Linked DNA regions of Homo sapiens: regions 2, 3, 4 and 5 are each linked to region 1. The links are chromatin loops, found by intact Hi-C in ENCODE. Cell type or tissue: GM12878. All regions are shown on one strand.

Region 1 (5,000 bases):
TGGCTGTGGCTGAAGCTGGCGGATCGCTTGAGGCCCAGAGTCTAAGACTGCAGTGAGCTCTCATTGGGCCACTGCAGTCGAGCCTGGGCGACACAAAGAGACCACCCTGTCTGATAGATAACTAACAAAATAGTTTTAGTTGGGCAAAATTAAAGAGTTGGGCAACCATCACTGAAATCAGTTTCAGACATTTTCACCACTCCAAAAAAGAAACCCCACATCGACTAGCAGTTACTCATTTGCTTCTCCCTATGTCCCCTGACAACCACTAATCTATTTGTCTCTATAGATTTGCCAGTTTGGGGCATTTCATATAAATGGAATCATCTGTATGTAAGTGGTTAATAAGGATTGGTTGATTGAAGATTGAAAAGGGTCAGCTGGGAAAATTTTTAAAAAGACTGTTTTTAAAAAGGTGCTACAAAATAAAGTGCTATCTTTTTCTGTTTCTCTTTGTACTTTTTATTTTTTATTTGTATTTATTGATGTGAAATTCACATATAAAATTAACCATTGTAAAGTGAATAATTCAGTGGCACTTAACAGCTTCATTGACACATCCACATATACAGTTCAATCCAGTAGTTTTTAGTGTATTCACAGAGTTGTGCGACCATCTGCACAGTCAATTCCAGAACATTTTCAGCACCCCCCCACGAGAAACCCCATACCCAGTAGCAATCACTCCCCACTTCCCCTTCTGCAAGCTCCTGGCAACCACTAAGCTGCTTTCGGTCTCTCTGGATTTGCCTACCCTGGGTATTTCATATAAATGGAAACATAGTATGTGGCCCTTTGTGATTGGCTCCATTCACTAAGCATAGTCTTTTAAGGTTCATCCACATTGTAGCATATGTCAGTGCTTTATTCCTTATTTTTTTAACCAAATAAAATTCAGGTGCTATCTGTTAGGAAAGTCTTATCGTTAAAGGTTGGTAATTTCTGAGAACCAAGTTTAGATTTATGTTCTGCAGTTTTTAACAGTCTTGAGGCAGTCTTTAATTCAGTTGCTGTGTGAATAATTTCATCTTTTTCTTTGGAAGAGACACCTGTGCATAGCAGATCATCTTCACCTATTCCTCTGACTCCTAGCAAGGAAGGGAGTGCTGTGTTTGCTGGCTTTGAAGGGAGAAGAACTAATGAAATAAACGAGGTAAAGAATGTTTGATGTTTGTTCCCAATGGTTCCTTTATTTGTGATTACTTCAATTCTATAGGTGGAAGTCAAGGTTCTTAAAGCATCATGTTGCTGCTATTACTGTAAACATTATCAAAATTGTACGTAATTTTATGCTTAACACTGTGGGTTTTGGTTTCTAAAGTGAGAAAATTGTTAGGATTCCAGCCCTACACTGACAATCATCTTTTAAATAAGTGCAATTATTGAAATACCAGTATTTTTACTTTATAGAACAGATGTCAATTTCCACAGAGGGCCAGAGGGTAAATACTTTCGGCTTTGTGGGCCATATGGTGTCTGTCAAGGCTACTTAACTCCAAAAGTAGCCACAGATAGTATGTAAATAAAATGAGTGTGCTATATTCCAATAAAACTTGATTTATGGACACTGAAATTTGACTAGCATTTAATTTTCATGTGTTTGAAAATTTTTTTTGTTTTTCAATCATTTAAAAATATAACATCCACTCTTAGCTTGTGGGCAATATAGAAACAGGCAGTAGTTGGGCGGGATGTGACCAGCAGGCTGTAGTTTGCTGACTCCTACTTTAAATCCCTGATTCCCCTCCATCATTAACAGTAATACCAATAGCCGTCCCTTCAGGGATGGGCTCTAGGCCACCACTGTGCCAGACACTTGAACCAAATACTTTGAATTCTCGAGATCAGCCTTGCCACCAGATTTCCACTTGATAGATGGGAAAACTTTTCATTTTAAAACTATTTTTAAGGCCCATTAGGTGATCTGTAGGTGGTGAGTTTGTCAGGGATTCTGAAGACGTCTCAGTTTATCAGCATATTCTGTGAACGTCTCCTAGGAGGTGAGATTTCCTCTTTTTTTAAGGTGAGTAGGAGTTGCACAAGGGAAAATGGCTTTGCTAGGCAAAGAACATTTTTTTCTTTTTTTGACACAGGGTCTCACTCTCATGCTGTCACCCAGGCTGCAGTGCAGTGGCAGGATGTTAGCTCACTGCAGCCTCTGCCTCCTGGGCTCAGGCGATCCTCCCACCTCAGCCTCCTGAGTAGCTGGAACTACAGGCTCATGCCACCATGGCCTGGCTAATTTTTGCATTTTTTTGTAGAGACTAAGTTTTGCCATGTTGCCCAGCCTGGTCACCAACTCCTGAGCTCAAGTGATCCTCCCGCCTCTGCCTCCCAAAGTGCTGGGGTTACAGGCATGAGCCACTGTGCCCAGCCTAGGCAAAGAGCACTTGATGATGGGAAGAGAAGTCACAAAACTTTCTTCCAGACGATAACTGTCTTCAGTAGTGTGTACCCTAAGGTCTCTTGAGAGACTGCTCAACTCTGCTGTTCCAGCAGGAAAGCCCTAAACAAAGGGACGTGGCTCTGCCATAAACAAAGGGGTGTGGCTCTGTGTGCTGCCCCCTTAATTCATTCATGGACACTGAGAATTTAATGTCATGTGATTTTCACATATCACAAAATATTATTCGTATGATTTTTTTTCCCCAACCATTTTGAACATATGAGCATGGGGCTGGATTTGGCCTAGGGGCTACAGTTGGCTGACCCCATAGAGAATCTAGAAAGCCTAATTTGTGTTATGATGATTGTTGAGGGTAGGTTAGGAAATCCCTAGTTCAAGCAGTCCCTGACATGCCCATTTTTCAGATAAGAATGCACTACGAATTTTATTATTGAGGGGAAATCGTGAATTTAAGGGGCATCTGAGTTGTCAAGTAAGGGCTATTCCCACTCCGGTCTGCAGTGCGAATGCGCCATCTAGTGGTTATAGGTACAGCTGCAACTTATAGTTTGAAAGTGCTTTCTGGGAAATGGTTGGGGTTCAGGCGGCTCTCACAAGGACTCATGAGACCTTCGTGGATTCCCACCTTCTTACGTACGTCTACCACCGTGTTTTTTGACCAGGGCTCTTTCTCTCAGTTCCAATCGCTGCTCCACAGTACTAGGGGCTGGTCTGGGCCAGCACATGCCAGTAAAGGTCCATCAATGATTCCCATGCATACCCCACTGGGAATCCCCCGACTAGAAACCTACCATTTTTCCCCGGAAAATGTGTCTTCATAAATAGAAGATTATAAACTGCCTTGAAACACAGAATTGAGTGAGTGAGATAGAGCCAGATGACCTGCTTTTGTACGTGCCAAGTGCTGTTCATGCCTCTGAGATTGCAAAGTCCTGTATGTTTCCTTTGAGTCACTTTCAGAATGGTTCCAAAGCTTCAGCTGTGTGCACTGGGCAGGTGCTGGGGATGCTGTAAAGATGCTGGAACGATCCCTTCCCTCAGTGCTCCACAGTGCAGAAGTGGGGCGCTGGGGGTGGAGACCTAGGCGAGAGTCTAGGCCTGTCTAGGCAGGGGCCAAAGTGAAGCTAGGCCTTTGTTCTGGATCCTTCAGGGCCACCTTGGTGCTTATTAGCTTCTGGCAGTTCCATGTTGTTAAACTGACTATATCAGTGTTTCTGAGTTTGTGGGGGCATCTTTCTTTCTGCTTTGTCTGCTGGTGGACTTCCTCCAGTCTGACTGTTTCCATATTGAATATGACGTCCCAAAAGCCAAAGTAGCAGCTCAGTAGAGTAGGCTCTGGTTCTATAATTTGCTGAAGTACTTTTACGGAAATTCATCAGAGAGTTTTGAAATGCAACTCTCCCTTTAACAAAAGCCCCAGGTCCACCCACAGTTCTGAAATTCAGAATGAAGACAAATCAGTTATCAGGTTTGAAGTCTATTTCAGTTGATTCAAGGGGTTAAAAGATTCAAATTCGTTTCCATAATGAATCTAACAGCAAGAAATTAAGGAATCTTGAAACAACAGTAATATTATTCAGAACATCTATGGATTACTTTTTAATGCTTCATTCTCTCTCTAGTGCAGCAGGATTTTCTTTTTTCTGGGTGGAGGGGAAGGGGGCCAGAGTTTCACTCTTGTTGCCCAGGCTGGAGTGCAGTGGCACAACCTTGGTTCACTGTAACCTCTGCCTCCTTGGTTCAGGTGATTCTCCTGCCTCAGCCTCCCAAGTAGCTGGGATTACAGGCGTCCACCACCACACCTGGCTAATTTTTTGTATTTTTAGTAGAGATGGGGTTTCAACATGTTGGCCAGGCTGGTCTCAAGCTCCCGACCGCAGTTGATCCACACACCTCGGCCTCCCAAAGTGCTGGGATTACAGGTGTGAGCCACCGCGCCTGGCCATGCAGCAGAATTTTCAATAAAGAGAAAGGACTAAAGAACCTAAACAGTTACAGTTATTTATAGAGAATAACTGTTGCGAGTTAAGAAATTAAAGACTTTCTTGATCTATTTTAAGTGTTTTTGCCTTTCATCTTTGTTTTTTGTAAGCTTGTGTTTATTTTGATCCAATCACTTATTTTTTCCCCTCTACGTACAATTTACTGTCATAATTGTTAGGTGGTTGGAAGTGTCTCCATTAAGAATAACAAAAGCATTCAATTCGTGCTTTTTCCAGGTCCTCTCCTGGAAGCTTGTGCCTGACAATTACCCCCCAGGTGACCAGCCGCCTCCACCCTCTTACATTTATGGGGCACAACATTTGCTGCGATTGTTTGGTAAGAATCCTGGTTCCTGCCTTCTTTCCATTTTTCATTTTGTATTCTCTTGTTAGCTTTCTGTACACCTTGTGGTTTGGGCTATAATTATCTAACTAAGAAATTTGGGGATCCAAGAAAAATTAAAAGTAATCTATCAAAGAAAAGGCATTGAATGAATCTTAAATTTCATAAAAATTATGTTTGTAATATTTGTACTGCTACTCTGTCTTTGTTCAGTAAGAGTTTGGGGATTTGTTTGATAATGTGGATGTTAATTTCAGTTCCAGTAGAG
Region 2 (5,000 bases), 630 kb before region 1:
ATAATTTTAAAAGTAAATGCAATAAAGTTTAAAATTAATACTTCACCTGTCATTCCTGGGTCTTTGGATCCGCTTTTTAATGTTGAATGCCAAGTTCCCCAGATATCGAAAGGCTCCTCTGACAGATCTAGGGAAAAAGTGTATAAAAAGGTATATAACACAAAAGGAAAATTAAAAATCAATGAACATTTTAATAACATCTCTTCTGTGCAAAGTATTGTATTCAAGATCCTGTTGTATACAAAACAGAATACAATTCAGATCCACCTTTCAGCGTGTTCATTCTACTTGGGATTTACAAAAAGGCCCTTTCTATATCATGCTCGTGGTAGACAGAATAAGGGCCCCCCCAAAGATATCTGTGTCATAATCCCACAAATCTACAAAGATGTTATTTTCGAAAAGGGCTTTGCAGGTGTGATTAAATTATGGTTCTTGAGATGGGGAGATTTTCCTGGATTATCTGGATGGGGCCAATATAATTACAAGGGTCCTTATAAGAGAGGGGTAGGAGAGAAGATGTTGCTAGACTGTTGGCTTAAAAGATGGAGGAAGGGGCCTCGAGCCAAGGAATGCAGCAGCTTCTAGAAGCTAGAAAAGGCAAGAAAACGATTGTGCCCTAGGACGTCCAGAAGGGAAAGAGGCCCTGTGGACCCATTTTAGACTTCTCACCTCCAGAACCATAAAATAATAAGTTTGCATGTTATAGGAAATGAATAGAAGGGTGATGGGTGACAACAGCTTTATAGGTGCTAAACACATTAACACAGAACTAGAGGAACAATAGAGTTTCTGTACTATCCTCAGGAATACTTTGCTATTGGTATCACTGGATTTCTTCATGCATGCATTCACTCATAAATCCCCTTAGCTTATCCATCAATATTTATGGAGTAAGGCACTACATTAGGCTTTTTCACCATCTCATTTAATCCTCACTACAATCCCATGATGGGATTATAATTACGATTTATAGCAGCAGACGTCTACTGGGTGCCTCCACGTGTTCAGCAGTTCACATGCGTTATCTCACTTCATCCCTAGGAGGTTCCCAGCAGATCATTTTACAGACGATGCAACTAGCGTAAGGAGCAGGTAAGAAATGCACACAAGATTACACAGCAAGTATTATCGAGTGCGTATTACATTTGAAGTGCTGCGTTGAGGGCTTTACATGGATTAGTTCATTAAACTCAATGAATTAAATACTGTTATCATTCTGAGTTTTCACAGCAGGAGGAAATGGGACTCTGGGAAGCTCAATCGCTCACTGGAGATCCTGCAGGTTGAAAGTGGCAGAGCAGGTTTGTGACTCCCAGTATAGTGCTCTCTTGTCATTGGATACTAACACTATTTGGTTCTGGAAGGTTGTCTTCATACATATAGTAGGTTCAGCTTGTTTTCTTTAGAAATGTAACAGCAGTAATTGGGTGGCACCTCAGACTAGCAAATATGCAACCCAAATCCAGTATACATAAAGTTCCTAGGATGCTGGAGGGAAAAAGAATCAGCTGGGAATAGGAGTGGCTCCTCTGGGCATGCGTTTATTTCCCAGATATCTGAGACTTGGAGTGTGGCCTGCAGGGACCCTCCCAGCCAACGACTGGGCTCGCCATACCTTCCTCTTCCTAGAGTAGGCGTTCAGCAGGTACTCGGTAAATGCAGGTTGAATTACAGAAACATCAAATAAGGGAGAGACGAAGAGAAGGTCCGAAGAGCCCCACACCATGCCACATGCAACAAGAGGAGGGTCGCTTGTTTTGGCCAGCGCCTGCTGGCCAGGCTCCAGTTACCTTTCCCAAGCCTTGGTCCAGGAGAACTTTCCCTTGACTTTGACGACGACAAGTGGCCCACCAGCATAAACTGCCCTGGCACTCTGTAAAGCTTCTCCGAGCCCCCCGGGGCCGCGTCCTCTTGCATAGCCAGCAGGGAGCGCTCAGACAGCACTGGGGAGTTGTTGTCATAAGGGGAGATGTCTCCGCTGGAGGCCTTGTTGGAGTCTGTAGATGAATGCCTCCCTCCCACGGAAAAGGAAACTTCCGACTGCAGCATGTCAGGGCTTCTGGCACAATGAGACAATTACAGGTGCGTGAGTTTGTTAACAAGTAGTGACCAGATTTAAACAATATGGCTATTACACAAATGACTGGAGGAGTATGCGTGGACACGGGCTGAAACAAAAAGACCATTTTGAGCAATGTTCCAAGACATGTACATCCATGACGTGAAAGGGTTTCAACGATATGACCAGCAGAGGGCAGTAAAACCCAACAGATATAACAGGAAAAGGCAATGATGGAGAAGGCACGGTGAGAATGAAACCGACAAGGAGCCCTGCATTTGCCAATGGGCATCGCTAAGTGCCTCAGGGACTCATTCCTGCTTCCATTTTTAAGTGAAAGTCTGATGCTCACTATCTATTAGGTAAGGATACACTAGTAGATAACTCTTTCACTTTCCTCAATATCCTGCATTAAAAATAATTCAGATAAAACTATGGTTGACACTTTGCTTGAAGTTCATTATGGCTTTCTGGACAACTTTTCCATCCCACCAAAATACTTACTGTACTTAGTGTAAATAAATCCATCCTTCATGTGATAAAGATGTTGATGCCACCGGTGGGAATAAGTGTTTCATGTATAAAGTAGTGACAAAAACAATAAATATATGACCCTCACTAGACTCCATTTTATTCAAATACATCTAAAATGATTCTACAAGGCACTAGTGCTTTTACAAACTGATATGATGTACTAATTAGTATACCATTATCATAGTTCTGTGTTCATGAGTTGTCACAGAAACAGAAATAACAGTGAAAATGTATGTGGAACAGAAAAATGAGAACTTGAGCAACGTGAAAAGAGCATGGGAAGTCTTACCTGGAAACATCTTTCTTTTCTACCCTCCTCAAAACTGGCCCTGACAACATCTTGAAGGGAAACAATCACAGATTGATTAAAAGTTCCAGAACCTACATCTTTTCCCCCTTACTTCACTTCTCTTTACTAGTCTTTGCTCTCTTTTGGCTTAATTTTTCAAAACAAATCCTTTTTATTTCTTAAAGAAGGTAAACACATGCCTGAACAACACTTTCCTAACCAAATGGTTTTGTGCATGCAAACTGGAGGAAGTGCATTCACAGGGATCTAGCTTCCTCTGAGGTTTCCAGCAGGGGTTAATATCGCCGGGAAAAACATCCCAGCTTCTGTGATACTGCCACAGCCGTAACTGAGGCAAACACGGGCCTGAACCCTTTTGCTGAGGACATTTCCTACCAACATGGAATAAAGAAGCCCCTTCCTTGCCTCCTCTTTGAACTCTCATCACGTAATCTTATGGGAAGGAGCCAGAGGACTGCTATGAGGATGATTTTCCAGGTCTGCAAGATCTCATTGAGTGGTTGTGAAGTGCATCCCAGGGTGGCTGCATCTGTCTCACCTGGGAACTTGTTGGCAATGCCAATTCTACAGCTCCATTCTGGACCTACTGACAGGACTGGCTACACCATTTGTGGAGCCCAGTGCAAAATGAACATGTGATGCCCCGTGTTTAAAAAGCGTTAAGCATTTCAAGATGGCCACTGCAAATCAGTAAACCAAATGTGGGCTTCTTCTGAGTGTGGAGTCACAGCCCTGAAAGTCAGCTCTGCCTATTAAAAGGGAAACTCAGGGTGGGGCCAGCAAATTTTTTAAAGAATCCCTCCAGGTGATTCTGATGCACGGGGATGTTTGGGAACCTCTAATAACCAAACCTTATTTTCCTCTCTCAATCTGTAGATGTGACAGTGGGCTAAAGGTCTGCTAAGAGCCAAATCAGGAGGGAAACCAAAGATGGTAGCCAAAACTGCAGCATTGGCTGCCCTGGGAGTGAATGTGGTGGTCCTGACCTTGGGGTGACTGAGGCCACAGTTAGGAGAAGGAGGAAGGGTGTCCCCATCCCAGCCGATTCCTGGACCTCCTCTGTCTGCCTTAAGCAGGATCCAGACAACTGAATGTAGTGTAGTCCCATTGTGGATCAGAACATTTTGAAGTGAAAGGGGGGTAGGAAGTACCAGTGTAGTGTTCTCTGCTCTTCTGGTTCAGTCTCCTAAGTCAAGCCGGCAAAGTGACCACAGCTGGGCCCTCCATCAGGGAGGAAACAGTGGGGGTGGCTGAAGCGAATCCCTGGAGGTAGAGGTAGATGAGGTGTCTCATAGTAGACACAGGCTCTGAACCTCCTTGGGATGGCTGGGGTCACAGCCAGGGACATAGACAGAGGGGGCATCCAATGAGAGACGATGTCTTCTTTTCACAGTTTCCCCACCCCCCAGTGTATCCCAGCCATGGGAGGAGATACAGTGTGAGTACACATGGCAAGCAGTTTGGGAAATATACTTATGTGAAATATCCCCTTGGCCTGTGAGGAGAGTAAAAGTTAATATTTATACAGAGTTAATTATGTGGCAGGCACTGTACTAAGCTACTGTTAACAACTCTCCTTTTTCCTGACCTGAGTCTGGGATTGAGTGAAAGAAACAAGGAGCTGACTGAATGCTGAATACCATGCTCTCTAGCAGCAGAGGCAGTTAGGGTTGGGATTCTTCTAGAATTTATTTGGTAGATAGTGTTCAACATTATTACAAATCAGTAGTAAAATGCTCTTTCTTACTTAGAGTTAATAGCCTTTTAAAATGTTTAAAATATTTCCCTATCATTTTATTGTCTTAGCAGAGGTCAGGAAGTGGCAGCCAAATTTGCCTAAGAACCTATGTCCAAGAATTATCTTCTCACATGAAAGCACACCGATTAAAAAAAAAAGCTGTTTTATTCACTCCTCAGAACTCTCATAACAACATAGGCAGTTCATAGATTTTTTAAAAAAATAGTGTCATTCTATTGTTTTATATCTGTCAGAAGCAAATCCAGGATCAACATATATACACATACTCACATATACATACATACCCAACACACACGCACATACATATACATATTCAGACATAAACACATACATAT
Region 3 (5,000 bases), 390 kb before region 1:
TCAGATGGATTTCTTGGTCACTGTTGTATTTGGCATAGGAAAAGAAAGTATTCCAGAAACTACTGGAACCTTTCAAAGATGACAATGAGGGATCTACAAACAAATTAGGTTTTGAAGAGCTGGAATACTATGAACTCACATAAAAATAAGTATCATCAGGTTTAACAAACAAAATCCTTTAATAACAAATAGCAATATTTATATCTTCAGTCCCTGAAAAAGTATGATAGAAATGGCTCCACTTATTCATGTGTCTGTTGTTTAGGGCTTGAACTGTCCAGAACATAATCTTTAATCTGGAAGTAACCCCAAAGCTTTCTCATGAAATTTCTTCTTGAGATAGGGGAGCTCTGAGATCATCCTCTGGCCAGAGTTGATTAAGGTACTTAATGAACTTGATTGCCTGGTTTCCTGTGTCAGCCTTAAATTCTACTCTTAGTTATAGCCAAGCAGTAGGAATCTATGAGGTGGGATGGAGGACAGTGACGTACAAACTACCTAAACACAGATGTTTTATCTGACATTTTTATCCTTTACAATACATCCTTGCCTATAATGTATGCCCCACAAAAATCACATAAAATACCAAGTGATGAGCAATTATTGAAGAGAGACCCATATAAAAATAATTATTTCACTGGCTCTCAGAAGACAATTTGTGATTAGAAAAATGCACAAATAGAGAAGATTACTTATTTGGGCCAGTAAATACGAAACTCAATGTAATTTCTAATTTAGAATTCTGTGGCTCTCCAAAATGGGTTTTACCTAATTCAATTTAAGGTTTAATTTTAGATAATCAAACCCCAAACCAAGCCTGTGTATATGTTGACATCTTTTGAACCTAGACTAAGTCTCCGAGACTTCCCTTCTTAAGTAGAGAAAATAAGAGAAAAAGAACCTTCCTAGATTTTCAGCTGGGTGTGGTTCCTGGATTTGTAATTGCACTGATTTCCCCATGAGTCACATTTGTTCCTAGTGTACGCCAGACTTTCCCCTTTTAGATGCTTGAGGAGATACTTCTATGCGACAACGGAACACTGAAAGTGGTGAGGAAACCATACGATTGTGTCTAGCTCAATAGACACAGAATGATCTGTTGTTTTAGAGCAGAGCTTCTCTCCCTTGAGTGTGCAAGAAGAACTTGGGGGCTTGTAGAAACACACGTTCCTGAGCTCCAACCATGGAGTTTCTGGTTCACTGGGTCTGGGACAGGGCTCGTGATTCTGCATTTCTAACAAGCTCCCACGTGTTGCAGATGCTGCTGTTCCGTGGAATACATTTTGAGTAGCACTGGTTAGGAGTACAGTTTCTCAGCTTTGGCACTACTGACATCTGGACCAAGTAATTCTCTGTTGTGGGGGCTGCACTGTGCATTACAGGATGTTGAGGAGCATCCTTGGCCTCTACCGACTAGTAGCACCTCTCCAGGTATGACAACCAAAAATGTTTCCAGACATTGCCAAGTGTCCTCTGGGAGTCAAATCACCCCCATTGAGAACTACTGGCTTAAAGGATGGGTTCTGAATAAAAGAGACATGAGCTGAAATCTGCCCTAACCATTTGACTACGCATGTGGTTCAGGGGAGCAGTGTCCACATGGCTAAAGCTTCGGTATGAGTATGCCTCCCTCACAGAGTTGTTGTAGGGACAGGTTAAGTGAGGATGTATTTAATCAAGTGGCATGGGGCCTGGCCCCAAAGCAGCAGTCCATAGCGGTTCCTGAGTATTGTATCAAAAAATCTTTCTATGAGGCAATATCATCCAAACTCTGTTTGGAAGGTAAGCAGAGTTACCTACCTAGAAGGGTAAGTTTCCGTCTACTTAGTTCAAGTGTGTGCGTTATATTTAGAATTCTAGAGTCTTTTCTCAGTTCAGAGGCAATAACAATAAAATAAACCCAATATCTATCTCTATGATCATGAAGCTTAAAATCTAGTTCCATGGCTAATACACCGAGCATATTTTTATGATCCTGAAATAATCTTTATTTGAAACATAGATGTGTTTTTCAAGTGGTTTCTGAAGCAAAATGCTTTGTCAGTTTGTCAAATCCCTTTCATCCCAACGACCATAGAAGATATAAACCAGTTGTTGTCCAAAGAACAAAAGTAACCAAGGGGGCTGAGATAAAAATCTCAGGCAACACTGGTGAAAAGGGTAAAGCTGTATTTACATATCTCGTACCCTATCAATACACTCCCATAAGGAGCACTAGTGTTAGTTTTTCCTTTTGCCACCAGGGGGAGAACCAAACTTTCTCACAGAGTCACACATATTTGTCAGACGTGCGTTACAGAGGCTGGCAGACCAGGGTTGAACAAAGCTTTTAGTTACTTCCTACCAGAATAAAAATATCTGCTGGCATGAATTCACGAGAGAAGGCAGTACGAACCACTTTTGTATACAAGGTCTTTTAAGCTTTTTTATTCCAAACACTGCAGCAACAACTATTTTTGATCCTGGGAGTCAAGAGACGACAAAGTTAACTATCTCTGGGTCTTCTTACTTTCTTTACATTTAAGATGAGGCATTAGGAATAAGACAAGTAACATTAATGTTACATAAGACATAAATGTACATTTGGCTCCCTTTAGCTTCCTCAAGCCTAGTATTAAAGGATGATGACAATGGTGATGATGACAGTGGTGGTGATTGTAATGTTGTTGGTTGTGGTAGTGATGGCAGTAATGATGACAAAGATGATAATGGTGATGGAAATTTTAGCTAAACATAATGAACACCTACCACCATAGGATAGATCCTGGGCTAAGCAACTTATATTAGTAGCTAATTAAACTCTAGGAGGAAAACATGGAGCTTTCTTCATTTACTTATTAAAATTTTAAAGTTAGAGGAAGTTTGGGCATCCTGATCACTCCCAGAAACCTTTGAACCCCCCACCACAGGAAAAGATAAATAAGTAAATAGATAGATATAAAGGTTATTGGTAATTGTTATATTAATAATAATTAAATAAAGAGTGTTTTTATGCTCAGATACAATTCCACAGAGCTGTATTTGTGAAGGCTGGCTCTTCATGTGATAAACTATTGGCCTATTTTCATTGTTGTCCCAATAAAATAAGGCAAGAATACACATAGTATATGGATCCTGCCATGTACTCAGAATTTTTTCTTATTACAATCCACTCTTTATAATTTTGTCTATCGTTGCAACTTTTTTACAATGAGTGCATGTTACATATAAAATAATAATGCAGCTTCGTCATCTTAGAATAAACAAAAGGTGTAGATCCCCCAAAATTACCCAGAATAAATATCACCTGCATGTCTGAGTCTGAAACATGGGCACTTGTGTTGATTAAACTGTCTCCTAAATCACTACAGATTCACTGAGTTTTTGCCCAAACAAATCAAAGTACCAAGGAAACCAAAAAACAACAACAAAATTACAAATGAAAATTCATCTGTAATGAAAGTCAGAAACAACGAGGTCAAAGCAGCTTATACGGACATCAAATTTCACTTGGCTTTGTCTGTTAGAAATTTACCTCAATGGAGAAGTGGATGTGGCATCTCTAGTCACATTTTTAGTGATGATAATTATTATTTGGTGGATGAATACACAAACTCCACATTATTTATTAGATACGTTACTTCCTCTTGGCTAAAATCACTTTGGGGCTTAAGCCAAAGCCTTCCCTACATAAATGACATCAATCAGATTGGCATTTACCAGAACATTCCAAAATCAATAAGGCGTGTATTTTTAAGAGCCTTTTTTGCTATCTTTAGATCGGCAAATGAAGGAGTTCTGAAGAACCAGGAGTGGGAGTTCCACAAATAAACAGCATGCTTCATGGTTCATTGTGGAGAAAAATCTGGAAACTCTCAAGGGGATTTTATTGCTGATCTGAAGTGACTTGACGAAACTCAGGATCCCAAATGAGGGAAATCCTTTGATAGTAAGAGTTTGCCTAATATCTTCTCAGAGTGAATTCTAAAATTAAGAGTTAGGTCTAAGATTAAGTCAGAAAACACTGCAAAAGGGACTGCCTTCTTAAGATATGCCCCCTTCTCTCTCCCATCACTTTCCCTACAAAACAACCCAGGATGAGGGCAAAACTCACTAAAATAACATTTATGTGGGTTTTATTTTTGAGCCTTGGCCTGTGGTCTCTGCCATTGGTGGCTGTACTGTTCTGACTCAATTTCTGCCCCATATCCTAAATCTATAGTCTCAGGTACAAATTATCAGCCCATATGAGGACTGAGAGGGTGACCTGCTCGTACATTTCTACCTCTTTTTAAAAGGCAACAAAATACCTACTTCCTCTCATTTCAGAGGAAAATCCACTTTCCACTTCATGTATAAAACTCAGTTGGCTATAACTTATGAAGAAATAAGCTAAGGAGTGATGACTCTTCAGAAAATATGAGTACTGGAGAACGAAGAAATTATCAAACTATAAAAGGAAATAGAGTTTGTGCCTGGAAAAGACAACAGGGTGCTTCCCCTTGCCTCTCAGAATAAACTAGAAAATAAATGAAGTCTATACACACAGTTTTCCTGATTCTCAGTTGAAATTTGAAAGGAAAGTAAATAAAAGAGTGACAGAATTTTAATGCTTGAAAAAAACACAAAGAACACCATATTGATTTATAGAAAAAAAGAATAAGGATAAAAAAGTATCTACAGGATGGACAATGGGGATGCACAAAAACCATGTGAGAGAATTAAGAATTTCAATTTCAGATAAGATCATGGATCCAAGATCTACCTACTATGAATGCTCTTGTAAAACAACACGATGTGCCCCCGGGTAGCCAAGATTTTGGTCTCTAAAACTTTCAACTAAAAAGTGAAAGACACAGGGATCCTTGAAAAGTAGTTGATTCCATGTCTTGTGGCAGGAAAAACCAGGATGAGTCTGGAACACTTTGTTGTTACCAAGAAGCTTGAATACTTTCAAGGGTGGTGCTAACTGGACAAATGGACCAGCTTAATGCAGTTGTCACTAATGAAAGCATGACAGT
Region 4 (5,000 bases), 930 kb after region 1:
TTGGCCTCTCTGAGCAGCGTTCCTTCCTTCTGGGTGTGGGGCAGGACCCTTTCTGGAATGGGAGTCTTATGACCTACAATCAAACCATGTTGGTCAGATAATTTCTTTATGGCCAGTCTTTACACAGGGCAGAGGGAAAATTAGAGTCATATTTTTAGGTTTTAAGGCTGGCTTTGGGGAAAGGGGGTTCTAGTTTCTATGACCCACCTTGGGGAAGAGGGATTCTAGTTTCTATGGCTAGCCTCCAGGGATAACAGAAATTAAAAAACAGGAGGGCAGGAGAAGGTCAAAGAAATACTTTTGTTTCTGAGGCCTTCATTTTGGGATATTGTTTTTTGAGCTCCAACAAAATATTCTTGGGGCAAGCCAAAGAATAAAGAAAAGGAGGAAATAAGAAAGAAGCTAAATACCATATTTTCTAGCCCAGGAATCCAGTTTCCCATAACAAAAGTAAGTGAACGCACGTGTAGAATATGCCTAAGCAATGCAGCGCTTCCCAGCAGCACTTAGCTCACTGCCTTGTGTCTAAGCAGTAAGTGAGGATACTACTCCAAAGCCAACCTCTGTTCCCATGCAGCACTTTACACTTGATGACACACTCTCAGCCACTCTTCAATTTGATCCCCACAACAAACCCTGTGAGATAGGTGACCTTATTCTACAGATGAACAAACTAAGGCTGAAAGAGGAGGAATGACTCCCAGAAAGTCAGGCACTTGAAAAAGCAGGGCAGTTGCCATTGAAGTGAACAGAGGAGTTCAATAGCTCCCCTTATCCAAGGTACCAATGTGCTGTGATAAAGCACTTGATGTGCACCTCATCTAATCCTCCAGCCACTCCAGTGAGATAGTATGAATCCCGTTTGCACAGATGAGTAAACTGAGGCTGCAAGAGTTAAAGTGAATGGTCTAAAATTACTTACACAGGTAGCCACTGGGAAAGGCAGAACGCCAGAACAGGTGGATATGAGTCCCAAGCCACTGTGCTCACTCACCGTGCTAATTCTGCCTCCCTGCAGCTGCTGTGGCTGATAAGGAGGAGGAGGAGAATGATGTTAGCAGTGACAGTAGTAAACATGTAAGAGGGCTTACACCCTGCCAAGTACGGTTCTAAGAGCTTTTGGGGTTTTGTTTTGGCTTCTTTTTTTTTTTTTTTTTTTTTTTTTGACAAGGTCTTGCTCTTTTGCCAAGGCTGGAATGCAGTGGTGTGATCAAGGCTCACTGCAGCCGCAAACTCTTGGACTCAAGCGATCCTCCTGCTTCAGCCTCCCTAGTAGCTGGGACTACAGGCACACACCACCATGCCCAGCTAATTTTTGTGTTTTTTGTAGAGACTGGATTTCGCCATGTTGCCCAGGCTGGTCTTGAACTCCAGGGCTCACGTAATCCACCCGCCTTGGCCTCCCAAAGTGCTGGGATTCTAAGAACTTTTCATGGTTCACTCATTTAATGGTCACCACAACCCAGTGAAGAGGGAGCAGTATTATCCCCAATTTACAGAAGAGAAAACTGAGGCACAGACAATTAAGAAGGTGCCCAAGTTTGTGCCCCTAATGAAGTGGAGAAACAAGTTTCAAGCCTAAGATTCCAATTCCGGCAGCCTAACTCCAGAAGCCACATTATGCTATCAATGCTGTGTGCATTCAACTGCGGCACCTGTGTTTGGAAATTTCATACCTAAATTCCTAATTGTTTTTACAAAAAGCTAAATATTTAAATAGCAGCTCGTCGATGAATGCTAAATGTTTTGTGTGGTCTCTGTGTTTGCGCTTGCAATTCAATACTGACTCGTTTCCAAGCAGCACGGTGGAGATGTTTCCACATTTAGCCTCCTTGCCTGGGAAGTGAAGGTTGAATCACTCGGGAAATGTATGTCACCTGTTCTGTAAGTCCACGCGCTGCGGCCTATTCTTTGACAAGCTGTGCCCCCTGCTGGTCTCTTCGCAGAGTTGTAACGATGTGGTTCAGGAGCGATTTGGGCCGGAGCTGAAATATGACATAGCCCTGCGGCTGGCCGCATTACAAATGTACATTGCAACCGTTACCACCAAGCAAACGCAGAAAATCTCCCTCAAATACATCGAGTAAGTGTTGACTCTCAGCGCCATTTCGGAGACAGACATGCCGCCTCCCTTAGCCCGGGTGTATTTTTGTTATTTGTCCAAAATTGATCTTGTTTGTGTCAAAGCATTCATTCGCCAGTGGCAAAATGTATGAATATCATGCTCATTTCTGGCAGAAGAGATCCATTTCTAATCCACCTTTAGAGCATTGTAGTTAAGATGAGGGACATATTTAAAACGAAGCATAAATTTTTGAATTCCTAAAGGGGCTTGATTCCAAGCCAAGCTTTGGTCTTAGCACTTTTCACACATTAATTTGTTTAATTCTCACAACACCCCTATGAGATTAGTAGGATTTTAGCTTCATTTTACAGACGAGCAAACCGAGTCATAGAATAACTTGCCCAAGTCAAATGGCTATTAACGCGGGGATATAGGATTCAAACCCAGGCAGTGGGACTCCCCGTTGTGCTATAGATTGTGTGATGGGTTGAGGCACCTGTGTTTGGAAACACATGTAATGCTAAAGCCTTGGACCTCCCCCCACACCCTGCTTACAATCTCACCTCCAAAAGATGTATAAACTAATTAAAATCCCACTTTCCAAAGAAACTTCTCATGGGCTGCCTAGAAAGCCTTTCTAAATTCCACAATGCCAGGTTCACCCACCAGGGGGCAAAATGGCTTTTCTCAATAAATTCATGAGCCTGTGTTGGGAAGGATTAAATCTCCAACTTGCTGACTTCAACACCACTGTTCTGACAACTCTCAGTCACCTGTTGACATGTAGGGACAAATCCTCATATGCAATTTGAGAACCTCAGGCCTTCAGTTCACTCCTTCCAGATGCTTTCTCTCTCTCCCCACACATAAGCGTGACTGTAGCCTGAGAAAGACTTGGCTCACAAAGAGATCTCGTGCTCAGCTGGACACATTCACACACTCTTCCACTCTCCTTTTTAAAGTTCTTGGGGACAGGTGAAACTGGCTGCCATTTGAAAAGGTGGCCTGCACAACCGGAGTTGATTTTCAGACAATTAAAATGCATTTCTTTTCCTACTTTGTGTACCCACATTTTACCAGGTTGAACATTGTATGGTCAAAAACGTCTCAGAGATATCTGGCTTGAGTAAGAATCCTGAAAAGTCTGTAATAATGTTCTCATTCATAAATTCCTTTGACCAACAAATATTCATTGAGCATTTTATATAGCACTCACATTAGGATAGTAGAAAATACTAATATGTATGAATTATATTCCTGGCCATTGAGGAACTTGTGGTCTGATTGTAAAAACAAGATATAAAGATAGGAAAAGTAATTATTTAAAATAATGATACAAGTAGGATTACAAGAAAGCCCATAAGTAGTGCCAAATGATGGATAAGACAATAAGTACAAGTTGAGAAGGAAGAAAACATAATGATCATGAAATATACCATCTTAACTAGTGAAGAATATGAATGGTCAAGTGGTGGGGGTAGGTTGTCTTCCTACCCTTCTTTGGAGAGGACCTAGAACAGGAGAAATAACTGGAATCCTCTTGAAGGTCTTCACATAATTTAGAAGACACTGGTTAGACACATAACCTAGGGTAGGATTTCTACTCCAGGATAGATTTCCTAGAATTCAAAATATGGGACCTTCTTAGAAGGGGGTGGTAGTCGTTTCTGGTGAAATTGGCTCTTTGTAAAAATGTATTAACTCAGTCCCATTTGTTGTTGTTTTGTTGTACATCCACGTCCATGAATGAGAACAGCATCTCCACATCAATACTGGGCACACTTAAGAGTCATGAATCACACCCAATTCCACACCACCAGCAAGAAATGTTGATGGAGGGAGTTAGACAGGAACTGGCTGGGACAAAAGAACTGTGTGTGCCTAGAGAAATAGCCATGGAGGAGGGGAGGGACAGGGAAGAATGGTTTGGGGACATGAAGGACTTGCATCCATTCTTCTAAGAGAGGAAGAATATGAGCAGACAGGGAGATTGGAGAATAGAAATCAACAAAGGGATGGAGAGAAATTGGTGTTGGAAATACAAACTCGGATACGTGAGTGACTTTGAAGAGATTCAGAAGTTGGTTGGACAAAATGTCTCTTCACTTTACATTGGCTCCAAATGCCTCCTTAGCATTGTCTCTAGAGAATGAGGAACAGATTTCTTTTTAAATGCAAACATGTGTATTAATGATCAAGTAGTGTGTGTCCTGAGTGTAAATTAAAAGTTACTTCCTTTGGGGACTTGTCTCCATTCTCTGCCTCACCAAGGGTTCATTTGTTCCAACAAACATCAGAGCACCATTTTGTCTTAGATAACTCATCATCACAGAAATGTGAAATTAAAGATATGCTCTTTATTGCAGAAAAGAATGGGGATTAGAGACTTTTCTTCCCTCTGCTGTGCTGCAAAGCATGAAAGAGAAGAACATAAAGAAAGCACTTTCACACCTTGTCAAAGCAAATCAAAACTTGGTACCACCGGGTAAAAAGGTATCACATTTCCATCTTAAAAGAAAATTATAAAGAGAGAGGCTTGAATGCATTTTTTAAATGTTTAAAATTAGCTCATGAATAAAATACTTAGTACCATATTTTCAGAAGCAGTAACACTGTGTAACTTTTTTCTAACTATTAACATGTTTCTAACACTAATGAAAAATAAGTATTCATATAGAAACCTATTTCTTTCTCACAAGTTATGGACTCCGTACTGTAGCAGGGAGGTATGTGTTCATGTGCCCATCCAGGAAAAGTTTGCGTAGCCTCTGAGACCTTGTGGATAGAAGATAGAATTGTGAAATCATTCTATGTTTCAATCATGCAATTGCTTACTGCTCAGACCAGCTTCAATGCACAACAGCCAGCAAGAGGCCCTGCAGGCCAGAGGCCACATTAATTAAACCAGGGATCCTCAACTGTGGCGTAATTGACA
Region 5 (5,000 bases), 240 kb before region 1:
ATGTAACTGGAATGGAATGAGTGAAGTGCCAAGTACTGGGAGAAAAGGACAGCAGGTCAGGGTTGTCAGTAGAGGGTGCTCCTACCAAGCCTTATTAGACTGTCACTTTGCAGTTCAATTATAGCATAATCATACTATTTTTCTTCAGTTAGCAATAGGTTGTTTGAAGGCAGAATCTGTGTGACGGTCATTTTGTATTTCGACATCCAGCACTGCAACACGTTAAGGCTTAAATGTGTGACTGAACAAGTGAATGGATAGATGAATGAATTAATATATTCATACAGGGCTTTCACAAACAATATTCATTAATTATCTGCCATCCTTCCAGGAGGCGGATCTAGTCTTACTGCATCTAATTTACATATAAAAAATCTAGGATGTTCATCAACTTGCCTGCAGGTACAGAATTGCTAAGATCTAGGAAAAAGGACCTTCCAAATTCAGATGTTTGACTCTTAGTTTAATGCCCTTCGTATATATTGAGCTTCCAATTATGGTTAATAGAATGGACAGAAGTAAGTTTTTTAAAAAATCACTGTATATCACAATACTTTCTGAAAATGGTAGATGCAAATGTAAAAGTTTACATTGTTTTTAGAGTGGGGACTGGCTGCCCTCTCCTGGAAATATGAAAAAATCCCATGAAGCAAAACCCATTTCTCTAGTCAATCTAAGACATTCCTCCACCCACCCACTCACCTTACCCCTCTTCCCCATCTCTCTGTTTCCTTTCTTTCCTAAACTTTTCTTTCATGTTTGTCAACCTAGATTAATGACAGGGGGTTCTTTTTTTTTTTGGCTGTAAGATTTATTTTTAAAACCTGAACTGCATCAGATACATAATACCCATTTGTTTGCAAGTTGTTGCTTTAAAATTTATTATAATCCATAGCTATCCCAAGCTTTGAGCTTCAGTTCACATTCCCTTTATATCCTCATTTTCTCCAAAATCCAGACAGCTGCCTGGGGTCCCAGCTATTACAGTCAAAACTATCGGTGATTACAGAGATGAAGAAACGTGGTTTCTCTTATTAGCTCAGTACACTTATTCTTACAACTCAAAGTGTGTTCCACAGTCCAGCAACATCAGCATAACCAGTATTAAAAATTCTGAAGCTCAGGCCCCATTGTGCTGGTAATATTTACCAGACAATTACATGCACATTCTCATTTGAGGAGCTCTGCTCCAAGGATGCTATTGAGGCATTGGTGCTACACTGAGCTGGGGTTCGAAGTCTCCTTTGTTTTCAACCATGTGGGTGGAGGTTAGAGAAAGATTTGTTGAACACACAACACTGTAGCCACAATCTCTAATACAGTTCATGGTATTTCTTTAAAAATACAATTCCATTCATTCATTATTAACTGATGCCATTTCTTATGTTCATCATAATCACTTTATACATACGTACCGAGTTTAAAGACAAGGTCTTAAAGTGGATATGTTCACGAACATGTGCGTGTAATGATAAATACCAAGGGAACATGGCTAAGAAATGGCATCAACTGATAAAGAATAAATGAATGAATAACAAAATTTTATTTTTAAAGTAACAGGGTGGACTGTGTTAGAGACTGTGGGTACACTGCTATGTGTTCACCAAAACCTATTCCCTCTCCACCCTGTCTGTGATCATGTGACTGTGTTCTGGCCAATGGGATGGTGCTTGACTGATTACAGGCTGGCCTAGAAAAAAACTTCCCATGCAAGATCCTTTCTCCAGCCTCTGGCTGGAAGTAAGGATTCCAAAGCCCTAGGGCAAGTGTTAACAAACTGGTTTTGCACTGCCTGTGAGCTAATCATGTTTTTTACATTTTTATGGTTGAAGAAAAATTAAAAAGAAGACTATTTCATGAAAAACCTATCAAATTCCAATCTCAGCATTAAAGATAAACTTTTATTGGAATACAGCCACACTCATTCATTTACATATTGTATACAGCTGCTTTCACACTACAAAGGCAAAGCTGAGTAGTTTTGACACAGACCAGAAAGTCCACAAAGCCTAAAATATTTCCCATCTGGCCATTAACAGAAACAGTTTGCTGATCTCTGCCCTAAAGTCTGGCTGAACTACAAGATGGGAGGAGCATGGATCCCCAAGTCACTACAAGGAAGGCTGTCCACCAAATATCCTCATTGGACTCTTACATAAGAGAGAAACAAACTTGCAGTTTCAAAATTTCACTCAGATTTCAGGATTCATCTGTTTCAACTCATACAAAAAATTTCTTTTTTAAAAAATTAGATGTCCAGAGGGCAGTGTGACAGACAGGTAAACTGAATAAAGAAGATGAGAATGCATAATTTTAAGGAGATACCATTTTTGTATTCACAGCGTTTAAGTCATACTGGGGCTACCACCGAGAAGGGGACAACTTTTCAGTAACATATTTTAAAATAAGTGTAATATATCCCCTCATTTCCACTAGGTGGCACTTAAGACCATTTACATTTTCAAAACGGCTCTATTTTGTAGTATGTTGTGTAATATAATCCTTTACTCCCACTAGGTGGCACTTAAGATCCTTTATAATTTCAAAACTAATACATTTTGTAATGTAATGTGTAATATATCCCCTCATTGCCACTAGGTGGCACTTAAGATCCCTTATTCAAAATACACATTTCAGGATCATCACAAAGTTTGTAATTTAATTAAGGTGGAACTATCAAAACCTACTTTATACTCGTTATTGCTGGAGACAGAAAAAGATACAAATCAGAACCTCTCCCTCCAAAGAATTGATCATTTGTAGATTTATAGTATAACAAACAACATGTATCTTCCTATCAAATTCCCAAATTAAAATCTTCTCATTTCAATAAACTTATTGTTGGTTTGATAATCATTTAAATTGCATAAACATGTTTTACCCAAATGTTCACAGGTCCCACATAAGCAAAATACTGCCCTAAAAGTCTTTGTTTACAGAGAGAAAGGTCACCAATCCTGTCTTCAAGATGCATCTCTAGTAGTGACAGCCATTAACATGCATCATCTTGCAGTCATTTTGTGATTCTTACCATATTTTGTCCAAAATACATTGTGTATCCTTGACAAAAATGTGTTGAAACCAAGTAATAGTTTCTAGACTATGATAAAGAATGTGGGCTGCATCCTGAGAGTAATTATAGAAATATTGAAAGGTTTTGGATTTTTGGAAAGATCACTGTGACATGGAGAAAGAACTGGAGGACTGAAGTGGTCAAGACTAGAGACTAGTTAGGTGGCCTTATCTAGGATAGTAGGCCCTTACAATGGAAAGAAATAAATGGACTCAAGAGACTTGAAGTAGTTACAGTTCTTATCTCTGTGGGCGATAAAGCCCATAAGCTGGAATCAGCTGACTTAGATTCAAAATGGAGATGCTGCCTACCGCAATAGTGCTCTCATGGGAATTAAATAACATCAATATCAGGTGCTTGCTGTACTGCCTGTTGACATGCAGTTGAGCAGTGAAGGGTGTTATTATGGGTCCCACTGTCTACACTCTAGAGAAGATGCTTACACCCTCACACTTAGGTTAATACTATACCTCCATATTGGGCTCCCAGTACCCTATATCTATGGTGTAAAGTGGAGTTTCTCAGCCTTGGCAATATTGACATTTGGATAATACTTGATGGCGGAGGCTTTCCTGTGCATCATAGAATGTTTGACCACATCCCTGGCCTCTACCCACTAGAGGGCTTCTAGAAGCATCCCTCCCCTCCAGCAGTGGCAACCAAAAATGTTTTCAGACATTACCAACTGTCTTCTCGGGGGCAAAATCATCCCCCTTTGAGAACCACTGGTACAGGCCATGGTAGCGAACAGCCCTGTCCAACAGAAATACAATGTGAACCACAAATGAGAGCCACTATGTAATTTATAACTTTCTAGTAGCCACATTAAAAAAGTGAAAAGAAACAGGTGAAACTGATTTTAAACTATATTCTATTTAACCCAGTGTAGCCAAGGTATCATAATTTTAACATGTAATCTACATAAAAATTATCAATGATATAGTTTACATTTTTTCATATTAGTCTTTGAAATCCAGTGTGCATACCTAACCCTAACAGCACATCTCAATGTGGACTCAGCACCTTACAAGTGCCCAACAGCTCCATGGGGTTAAGGGCTACTATATTGAACAGTGCGGAGACAGTATCTCATAGCGTGCATTTTTATATACTGATACCATCTTATTTTCTTCCCCCCATTTCACCATCATCCTCCTTTATCTTATTAGTTTCAAATTTTTAACCACATACGGTATTACATAGTTTCTTTTTATTGCAATAAGAGCTGGTAGGAATAAATTATCAACAAGTGGCCCCTCTCTCCAGTTCCTCCACCATGGCCACTGCTACCTTTGTTGGCTTAAAACACACTTGCATTTAGCCACCCTGCTTCCCATGTATCTGTGTTATGTCTGCCCCCATTACCCATAGAAGTCTCTATCTCTTCATCAAATCATTCTCTGTGCTGACTAATGTTTACCTTCTAGAATTATTCCCATTTATATGGAGACAGCCATATTGTCTCCTTGGGAAAATTGCTTAAATCTTGCATGGAATGAGTCAGCAAACTTTAATGTGATGTTCTGCAAGCCATATGGACTCAACCAACATCTACTGAAGAGCGCTTCATCCTTACATGAGGCTACTTGTTTTACTTATCCTCAAAATAATGAGCCTTCTTGCTGAAAGCGGCAGGTCCCAGTAGCCCACCTTAAGCTTTTTCTCCTCAATGATCAACAGCTTTGATGTACTATAAAAGGAAGTTTTAAGGGCCTCTGCCCTCCTTTAAGTCACCATATTTTTTCCCCATATTCCATAACCACCCGGCATCTCTCATCCCCATGCCCATCTGTGTTGAAGCAGACACCGATTCTGGGGCTGCATTCCAGTCTCTCATTAACAGTGGCCTGGCTTACATCTGACAGTAAGTACGATCCAAGATGGCCCTGATTAACATCCTAGAGAAGAGGAATCTGTGATATGTTCA

What was found. Peaks named below come from ENCODE experiments on the same cell type or tissue, not always from the same donor. Only the 100,000 strongest peaks of a DNase experiment are listed, where the experiment ranks them.
Region 2: it touches region 1 in a loop (7-fold over the local background); 51 of 110 quality-filtered maps call a loop at or near these places.
Region 3: it touches region 1 in a loop (4-fold over the local background); 8 of 110 quality-filtered maps call a loop at or near these places.
Region 4: it touches region 1 in a loop (13-fold over the local background); 10 of 110 quality-filtered maps call a loop at or near these places.
Region 5: a loop joins it to region 1, with 8 times the contacts of the local background. A loop is called at or near these places in 86 of 110 quality-filtered maps.

Annotation. Positions count from the first base shown.
Region 1 is chrX:11,767,530-11,772,529 of GRCh38, forward strand. MSL3 (MSL complex subunit 3) reads left to right here. Exons shown (of 13, transcript NM_078629.4): 10 at 1,044-1,153; 11 at 4,627-4,726. Among named protein-coding and RNA genes, the nearest start is that of MSL3, 12 kb to the left of the region's middle. In GM12878, a CTCF peak has its summit at 2,912 (motif pointing left); DNase peaks (open chromatin) are centred at 713 and 2,922; H3K27ac peaks cover 1,560 bases.
Region 2 is chrX:11,142,187-11,147,186 of GRCh38, forward strand. It overlaps ARHGAP6 (Rho GTPase activating protein 6), which reads right to left. Exons shown (of 13, transcript NM_013427.3): 11 at 1,794-2,062; 12 at 47-127. Among named protein-coding and RNA genes, the nearest start is that of HCCS, 33 kb to the left of the region's middle. In GM12878, a CTCF peak has its summit at 2,253 (motif pointing right); a DNase peak (open chromatin) is centred at 2,255.
Region 3 is chrX:11,379,410-11,384,409 of GRCh38, forward strand. The region is part of intron 1 of ARHGAP6 (Rho GTPase activating protein 6); the gene reads right to left. Among named protein-coding and RNA genes, the nearest start is that of MIR548AX, 63 kb to the left of the region's middle. In GM12878, a CTCF peak has its summit at 2,244 (motif pointing right); a DNase peak (open chromatin) is centred at 2,282.
Region 4 is chrX:12,699,928-12,704,927 of GRCh38, forward strand. FRMPD4 (FERM and PDZ domain containing 4) reads left to right here. Exons shown (of 17, transcript NM_001368397.1): 10 at 1,947-2,083; 11 at 4,432-4,558. Among named protein-coding and RNA genes, the nearest start is that of PRPS2, 89 kb to the right of the region's middle. In GM12878, CTCF peaks have their summits at 1,923 (motif pointing left) and 2,733 (motif pointing right); a DNase peak (open chromatin) is centred at 1,914.
Region 5 is chrX:11,530,809-11,535,808 of GRCh38, forward strand. All of the region lies in intron 1 of ARHGAP6 (Rho GTPase activating protein 6), which reads right to left. Among named protein-coding and RNA genes, the nearest start is that of ARHGAP6, 130 kb to the right of the region's middle. In GM12878, CTCF peaks have their summits at 625 (motif pointing left) and 2,500 (motif pointing right); a DNase peak (open chromatin) is centred at 2,513.